Regions from separate parts of the Homo sapiens genome. Here region 1 is linked to region 2. Evidence: read pairs that join two places in POLR2A ChIA-PET (ENCODE). Cell type or tissue: MCF 10A. All regions are shown on one strand. Each heading gives the region's core, and the rest is flanking DNA. Links, peaks and the distances in the headings are about the cores only. Region 1 overlaps LOC107986045 (a long non-coding RNA gene). Region 2 has its middle 110 kb from the start of LINC02032.

What was found. Peaks named below come from ENCODE experiments on the same cell type or tissue, not always from the same donor. Only the 100,000 strongest peaks of a DNase experiment are listed, where the experiment ranks them.
Region 1: POLR2A ChIA-PET joins it to region 2 with 5 read pairs; 2 of 35 experiments call an interaction of 5 or more read pairs at or near these places.

What each region holds. Positions count from the first base shown.
Region 1 is chr3:148,950,284-148,954,685 of GRCh38, reverse strand. The region is part of intron 2 of LOC107986045 (a long non-coding RNA gene); the gene reads right to left. Among named protein-coding and RNA genes, the nearest start is that of GYG1, 39 kb to the left of the region's middle. In MCF 10A, for the core only: no CTCF peak of the experiment used is centred there; no DNase peak of the experiment used is centred there.
Region 2 is chr3:147,968,211-147,972,573 of GRCh38, reverse strand. No RefSeq gene overlaps it. Among named protein-coding and RNA genes, the nearest start is that of LINC02032, 110 kb to the left of the region's middle. In MCF 10A, for the core only: no CTCF peak of the experiment used is centred there; a DNase peak (open chromatin) is centred at 1,630.

The DNA of each region.
Region 1 (4,402 bases), core at 92-4,091, 980 kb before region 2:
TCTGTGGGCTCTAACCCATAATCTTGCATATATACAGCTCAGGATGTTACTTAGTGTCCCAATGGCCTTTAAGGTTGTATTTTGTTTTATTTTAGAAAATTTGTTAATGAAATTTTCTGTTTTCTTCTATGTCCTGGATCTTTTGCATAAGAAAAGCTTTAATACAAAGTAGGAGAAGGAGATGGGAGGCAGAGAGGAAAGAGAGAATTCATTTGTGAGCTACAGCAGTCTTCCTGTGTCCATCTCTTGGCTATAAATTCAGATAAAACATGTCAGTGATATTTTAGGGGATGCTTCTCATCAGGTATATATGGTGTTGCTTATTTTACTTTATTTAAAATATTTATTTTATTTTTAACTGCCTATGCAAATTTATCTGCATAAATCTGGTCGCTTTTTTCATTTCTTTTTCCAGTATTGGTTTTAACTCTCAATCATGTACTAAAGAAAGGACTTCTAACTTTTAAATTAGAACTGATAAGCTTTCTTTCTCATAGGACATCTATTTCTAGGTTCCAGCTTTGGTTCACTATACCTTGTCCAAAAATATCTTCTAAACTCAAGAATTCCTAAGGGGGCTTTGGAGCGAGAGGTATCCACAAAATTCTTAGATTACACCCTGAGAAACACTGATGTAGGCACTGTTTTTCTGATTTGAAATTAAAAATCTCAAATGGACTTGGAGGAACAGAGGCTTAATGTAGCTCTGAGCCTGCTCAGTTCTGAGCTAGTCTCAGTAACCAACTGTGGCTGGAGACACAAGGGCTGTACATATACACAGATGGCAGGCAATTGAGCTTTTCAATTCTGCTTCCGTTTTTTTTTTTTTGGTAGGAGCAGAGTTGCTAGATCAAGGATATCAGTTAAACATAATGCTCAAAATGGCAGTGAGGAGCAACCAGTGAGGGAAGCGGCAAGACTGACGGGACAGGGTGAAGGCTCCTGAGTTCCATTGGCTCTGTCATTCATGGGTGATGTTCCAGAATGAGCAATGTATGTGTTCTGAGCTTCAGTTTCTCTATCTCTAAAGTAATTAATAGTGTGCTCCTTGGAGGTGCCTCATGGAGAATGAGCAGCGAGGGGGCAAGGGATCCTCACCTCTGTTTCAACTTACCCTTTCAGTTTTTAATTCTATTTTATATATTTGACTTCATCATAAGCTCTTGTCTGAAGAAAGGGTTACCAGCAAAACAAAACATAACAAAAAAACTTTTAAAAATTATTAGACTAAATGATTTCTAAACTTCCTGCTAGCTCTAGAACTATATGGGAGCCAGAATAGTGGTATTTGTTGCTTTTCTGCCTAGTGTCTATAGTGACTTTCTTCTGATTCTCCTGCAGCCATTTTTGTGACTCAGCTTGGCATTGCCAGAGGCCATCACAGAGAGCTTAGGCATTGAGCTAGTCCAAAGGCAGCCAAACAGAGGTGGGCCCTGGTGGTGGCAGCCTTTAATTTCAGAATGAAGCCTCACCTGTGGCTACCCTGTCTCACAGGGTTTTCAGTTACATGAATCAATATGAATCAATGAATTCCTTTTTTTTTTTTTTTTTTGCTTAAGCCATTTAGAGTTGGGTTTTCTGTCACTTGAAACCAGAAGATTTCTAATTGAATTAGTTGGTATTTAAAAGATAATCAACAAACATTTATTGAGATGTCGTAGAGTATAAAATAGAGTATTAAATGCTTGATATAAAAATCAAGGCACTATTTCTATCAATAAAAAATCTAACTTTGCTGTCCTTTGTGTATAGAAATGACAGTCCTGATTTACTATGTATAGGATATTCTCTTTGTTTATATAACTACTGATAAAAACTCCTACTGAAGCTATTAAACTTACAGTCTTGGTCTCACTAACATGTTGGGCTATCTGAACTCATGTGGAGATAGGCAAATCTGCCAAATATGAAACCAATAAAAAGAGATCACAAAACTACAAAGCACAATGAAGGAAACAGGGCTAAAGTTACTTTCCTGTACTGCTTGGTGAGGGCATAGATCGTGCCAACTTTTCCAGGGCAATTTGATGTTATTACCAAAAGCCTTCAAACTGTGGTCTCACTTTGACCTATCAATCTCACCTCTAGAAATTTATCCTAAGGAAATAACTATGGATGTACACAAAATCATAGATACAGAGATGTTCACATTGTTATGGGCTGAACTGGGTCTCCCGAAATTCATATATTGAAGTCCTGACTCCCAGTAGTGGAGAATGTGACTGTATTTGGAGATAGGACTTCTAAAGAGGAAATTGAGGTAAAATGAAGTCCAATGGGTGGGTCCTAATTCAGTATGACAGGTAACCTTATAAGAAGAGGCAATTAGGACATAGACATACGCAGAAGAAAGACCATGTGAAGACACTGGAGGAAGAAAGCCATCTACAAGTCAAGGAGAGAGGCCTCAGAATGAAATCAATCCTGCTGACATTTTGATTTGGGACTTCTGGCCTCTAGAATTGTGAGAAAAGAAATTTCTCTTATTTAAGCCATGCAGTCTGTGGTATTTTGTTACAGCAGCCTTAGCAAACTAATACACACACACACACACACACACACGCACACATACACACACAAAGGAAAACATGTTAAATGTTGAGCAATGGGGGATTAATGAAACACGTTTTGGCTCATCTGCATGATGGAGCTCCATTCCTACATTTAAAGTGATGCTGATGAACACTGTCATGGAAAGCTACTGATGCTATGTCATTATATAAAGCATATTATCCAATAGTATGTATAGCATAATATTTTATTTGTATGTGTGTGTATATATATAAAGTAAATATTAGTTTGGTCTGAGTGGTGATACATTCCTTTATTTGTTTAGGAAAGTAAAAATTTGTGCTGCTGGCTGCTGGATCATGACGTTCCCAAGTGAACACTAACAATGCTTACAGAATATAAACAATGTTCAGACAAGGCCACTCTGTGACTATGTTTGGAACAAGATAAAGATGAGGCCACTCTATAACCATAAAAATGACTAGATACATTCTTCTTTTAACAGAAGTGACTGCTATTTTCTTTCTTTTTAAATGAATGACAACTCTTACCCACTTTAGATTTTTTCCTTGCTAAGATAAAAATTTTTTCCTTGCTAAGATAAAAATTGTACCTTCATTTTGACAGAATCTCATCCAGATTTGATCCCTACTTTCCTAATTTCTCCTTAAATTTATCCATTAAATTCCCAGATCTTATAAGAAGCCCTCTCAACTCCCTCTTATCAAGAGGCTCCAGAAATCTGGTGGTTTAGGTCAATGGGCCTTAACAATTCCAAATTAGATCAATTTGTCCCCTCCCACCGACCACAACTAGCAGGACATTCCATCTCAGTTGAGTTTTAGGAGGCTCTTCTTGATTTATAAAGCTGTTGAGGATTTTAGGATGTTCATTGCCCTTTTTAAGAGGGCAGCTTCCTTTCCTCTACCAAGCTGGGCACGGGAATTTTTTGTTGTGTGCCAAGGCCAAAAACCTGGGGTTCAGTCCAGGTCACTGCTTGAGGACTGTTTGGGAGTGGGGCATAGATCTTCACCATTTCTTGAACCCAATGCCACTGGTCTCCTCCTTGGCAAAACTTCTGTCCTCCTGGCTTAGGCCTCCACTCTCAGGACTAGTCTCTTTCTGGGTGGATAGAGTGTTAGCTTTCTAGCACCTCCTGGCTTCTGGTTTGTAGCTCTGCAACTATACTTATTAACAAGTGGCTGAGGCTAGGAAGCTCAGACTTAGAACACGAAATTTGCTTGGGAGTGAGGGAGGAAAAAGCATCTCTCCTTCTTTTACAGTGGTGCATTCAGCACATACCATTTTCTAAATAACACTCTGACTCATATTCTAGAAAGGGTTTTGATATATGTCCTGCAGTGTTAAAAGTGGTATTATGGGCCTTTAAAGTGTTTACTTTTGTTACTTATTTTTACTTTCTAAATTTTCTTTCGTTGAACATTTGCTTCCAAAATCAGAAAAGTCATTTATTTTAGCTAATAAAATAACGAAACAGAATAAGAAGAAAGGAAGAATGAAATAAGTAAAACAAGCCTGTCAGTAGTGGATGTATAGACATATTGATGTAGTATGAATTTAGGACAGCCTGAAAATTGGCTTTCTCTCAGTGCATAAAGGCTGGCCCTATGGAAGTGGTAGGAGGAATGAGGTTCATTGTTGAGGAGAAATGTCTTTTGAAAGGGAAATGACATAATGGCTTTTACCCCTAGCTCATATTAGAATTACTCGATACCCAGGCCCCACCCCCAGTGATTTATGTGATTACTGTTTAAAGGAAGGAGAACATGGATGAGGAATGAGGCCCTCAATACAAAACTTCCCTATTTACATTTTTCCTTAGAGCCATCTTTGGAGGAAAGGTGGGATCAGATTATTCCCTTTTATTAGT
Region 2 (4,363 bases), core at 1-4,000:
ACTCCAGCCTGGGCGACAGAGCGAGACTCCGTCTCAAAAAAAAAAAAAAAAAAAAAAAAAAGACAAATTTAAATATTTTTGCACCTGTGTTATTCTCTCATTGATTAATAAGTTAAAATCTTTGACATATGCTAAATTTATATTATATGAGAGTCATGATATTATCTTTTAGTTAGAAAGTTATCTTCTAACATTTCCTACTCAAGAAAATGATCTATTGAGTTTTTGGAAACTGGAAACAGTAAACAATCTATTGCTAAAGCAACATAATGAATGAAAGTTAAGAAAACTAGCTTCACATTATTGTCATGATTCTGAAATTACTTATTATTTTCACCATTTATGTGAATGTGCAGGTTTTTACAGTTTCAAGTGTGCATCATCATGAGTACAGAGAAGGCCTCTCAAATCTATTTGATAATAAGAAAGCAGATATTCTTAAAATACTATTGATATGACATCAGAATTTGAGTATAGAAAATATTTATCAAGTGGCTAATGAAAAAAATAATGGTAAACATGCTTAATGAATAGAGAAAGTGCATTAGACAGAATAAAAGGTACATGCTTAAAAGGAAGCCATGAAGATATACTGCCAGCTACAGATGTTTGTGATAGCATAGATATGTCTATTTGGGCATAAATCTGAACTATATCTCCTGGTCTAGGGGAGTAAGATAATAGTCCTAGAGTTTATCAATAATTTCAAGGACTACATATTACAATGGCATGGAAGCAATAAAGAGCCTGATATGAAGAAGCTTGTGTTGATAAAGTAGGCGGTCCTGTGAGGCTGAAAGACAATTAAACTCAAGGTCTCAAATTTCAAGGTCTTTTTCCTGTATTTTAAGGACACTGAGACACTATGCTTTCCCATGGTCACTCATGCTATAGTTCTGTCCTCTTTGTCATTAATGAGCAAAGGCCAACTATACCAGAAGCAGAATTTTGCATAGATGCATTTTTAATTCACTGACACTGACAAAAAAGACATAGTTGAACCTCCAATAGTCACTGATAGTGAACTATGCAAAATATCTTTGCTATTCATTCATACTTTGTTATAAATAAGCTAGATATCTGTGCCACTATTCTAATAATCACAGTCTTATCCATCCCCTCCCTCTACACTGACAGTTTACATTAAATATAATCACTGTTATGTAGTTCCATGGTGTCAGGTAGGGGAAACCTGGAGGATGGAGATCTTGTTCCTACCAGGAGGAAGTGACAAACAGACTGAGCAGAATTCAAAGATAAATAATAAAATTAAGAGAAATACATAAGCAAGAACTTTTTGCTCCACTGTTGAAGGATAAAACTAGCTGAAATGAAGAAAAAGCAAATATTTAAATGATCACAAAAGACAAAAATGTGTATATTATGGGGTCAGGGTTCTACTCAAGGAAGAAAGCTTTCTTTTAGAGGGGATAATCAAGAAAGCTCGCCTGGCAAAAGTTAAGTTATATGGATATAATTATTAAGTTAGAGAAAACACAATAGTCTAATAAATAGAGTAAGATACATACTGTACTCCCGATATTTCCTCAGATCATATGCTGTTTTTCAGGGGAAAATGAGTCATTGCTAACAAGACACATTGTCTATTTTTTTTTTTTTTTTGAGATGGAGTCTCACTCTATTGCACAAGCTGGAGTGCAGTGGCGCAATCTCGATTCACTGCAACCTTCGCCTCCCAGGTTCAAACAATTCTCCTGCCTCAGCCTCCTGAGTAGCTGGGACTACAGGCACGTGCCACCATGTCTAGCTAATTTTTGTATTTTTAGTAGAGATGGGGTTTCACCACATTGGCCAGGCTGGTCTCGAACTCCTGACCTCGTGATCCTCCTGCCTTGGCCTCCCAAAGTGCTGGGATTACAGGCTTGAGCCACTGCACCCAGCCACATTGTCTATTTTCCACTTCCCCAGGATTGAAAAGACCTTGCCTGAAAAGTACCTCCAATACTATGGGATCTGGCTAATGAGCCACAGGAATTTTAAATGAGACCCCCTGTCTTTTAGTTAAATTTAGTACAATTTACATATAAAGATAAATAAGAAAACAGTCCAATCGATTAAGAGGACACACAATTTTGATGGCTTGGAACCTGTTTCAGAATAACGGGGGAAAGTTTTAAACATGCTTTAAGGGATAGTTTTCTAGCAATGAAGATATGGAGAAGATATGGATAGACTCTGAGTCTCTGGGAACCAAGTAAAGAAACTTCCTGCAAAATTCCAATAGGAAAAAAAAATAGAGAGTACTGGTGTACCTACAATGCAGCATTGGGTTTATATGAAGTAGTACAGATAGAATTTCTGCTAATACAGTTCTACTACAGCATAAACTCTAAGGACAGCATTAAAAGGCTTGGCTTATTTTACATATCTCATAATTCAATTCTTCAAATTGTGGGCACTATAATATGACAGACACTTTGCTATGCAGTAGGGAGATAATACAGAATAAGACAAGGTATTTTCTTCTGAAGAGGTCAGAATAGATTGTGTTGCAAAGCTTTAGCATTTTATGGAATTTTTTAAATTGAGAGTTTCTCAACAGAGAGTACTGCTTTGTCACGATTAGGAGACCCAAAATAAGACTTCCTACCATAAGAATTATTTCATTAAAACAGGACAAAAATTACAGAATAAATTACAGTTCTGCAAACTGAATCAATTTGGCTTCATCAAAATGCACTATAATGTCTTTATTTTTCTCATTTTGTCACAGACCAGTAAAAAATTCAAGAACTCCACTAATTTAAGAATCACCAACTTTGACATATAAAAAGAGTTTGCAGTGTTATGTGCCCTCTTCTTTCAAAAGGAAGCATACGTCTCATCACTGAGTGGACAAGGAGAAGGAATGGAACACACAGACACAGACATGCCCATATATCATCTACCAAAAAGATAAGTACGATAACAAAATCCAATTTTAAAATGCAACATACTTCCTGGGGATTTTCTATCCACTTTTAATATCTACATGTGAATTTTTAATCAAATAATTCTGTAACATCTTGATAAGATCTGATACACTTGTGGAATTTACATTTTTATTGGGGGAACAGGGAAAGGTTATTTTGGATTGCTTGGAATATAACTACTGAAGGCTGAGTCTGAATGTGTTTTAGGATCTGAGAACAGCATGTGGTTGTAGGCATCTGGAAGGCAGGTCATAAGAAGAATTGAAAATGAGGAAAGACTGAGGAAAATATTGGGAGAAAGCCAAAGATAAACTCATAAATTCTGACTGCTTTTGTTTTTCTTCTAAAGACGATGTTCCAACTTAAAAAAAAAAAAACAAAAAACAAACAAACAAACAAAAAACACCCCTCTTTTCTTTTCTTGAGACAGGGTCTCGCCCTGTTGCCCAGGCTGGAGTGCAGCGGTGTGATCTCGGCTCACTGCAACCTCTGCCTCTGGGGTATAAGAGAGCCTCCCATCTCAGCCTCCTGAGTAACAGAGATTACAGGCATGCACCACCATGACTGGCTAATTTTTGTATTTTTAGTACAGACGGGGTTTCACCATGTTGGCCAGGCTGGTATCGAACTCCTGGGCTCAAGCAATTTGCTGCCTCGGTCTCCCAAAGTGCTGGGATTACAGACCTGAGCCACCTTGCCCAACCCCACACCTTTTATTGATAGGACTTTAAACAAATAAAGTATAAATTGATAAAAATTAAATAGGTCTGGTAGAAATGAGAATAAGCAACCCAATGCCCTAGCTGTAGAAGTTGTGCCTTCAACAATCATGTCTGCCTATGTTCAAAAACAATGGTTTTAAAAGAGAAATAAAAACTGGAAAGGAAAGATGGCAATAGGCTGAAACTCAGAGGACTAGAATAAATATTCTGAACTCAGGAAATGTAAGGAGTCATCTGTGCTCTAAAAACATTTAGTTTTGTAAGTACTTACACTTAGCCTGATTACCCTTCAAGGCTGATACAGAAATTCTAAGGTGGTAAAATAGGAGAGGAGGTTGGATAAAGATGATGAACTGAGCATACAGGAGTCCCCCTTATCCATGGTTTCTGAGCATAGAGGAGTCCCCCATATCCATGGTTTCGATTATCCGTGGTCAACAATGGTCTGAAAATATTAAATGGCAAATTCCAGAAAAAAGCAATTTATAAATTTTAAATTGTAAGCCATCTTAGTAGCATGACAGAATCTTGCCTTGTCTTGTCCCCATCCAGGTTTTGAATCATCCCTTTGTCTAGCATAGCTACACTGCCTATGCTACTGGCCCCTTAGTCACATAGTGGCCCTCTTGGTTATTAGATTGACTGTCCTGATATCACAGTGCTTGTATTTAAGGTCAATAGTAGCCAAACTCTATGCCATTTACCTGA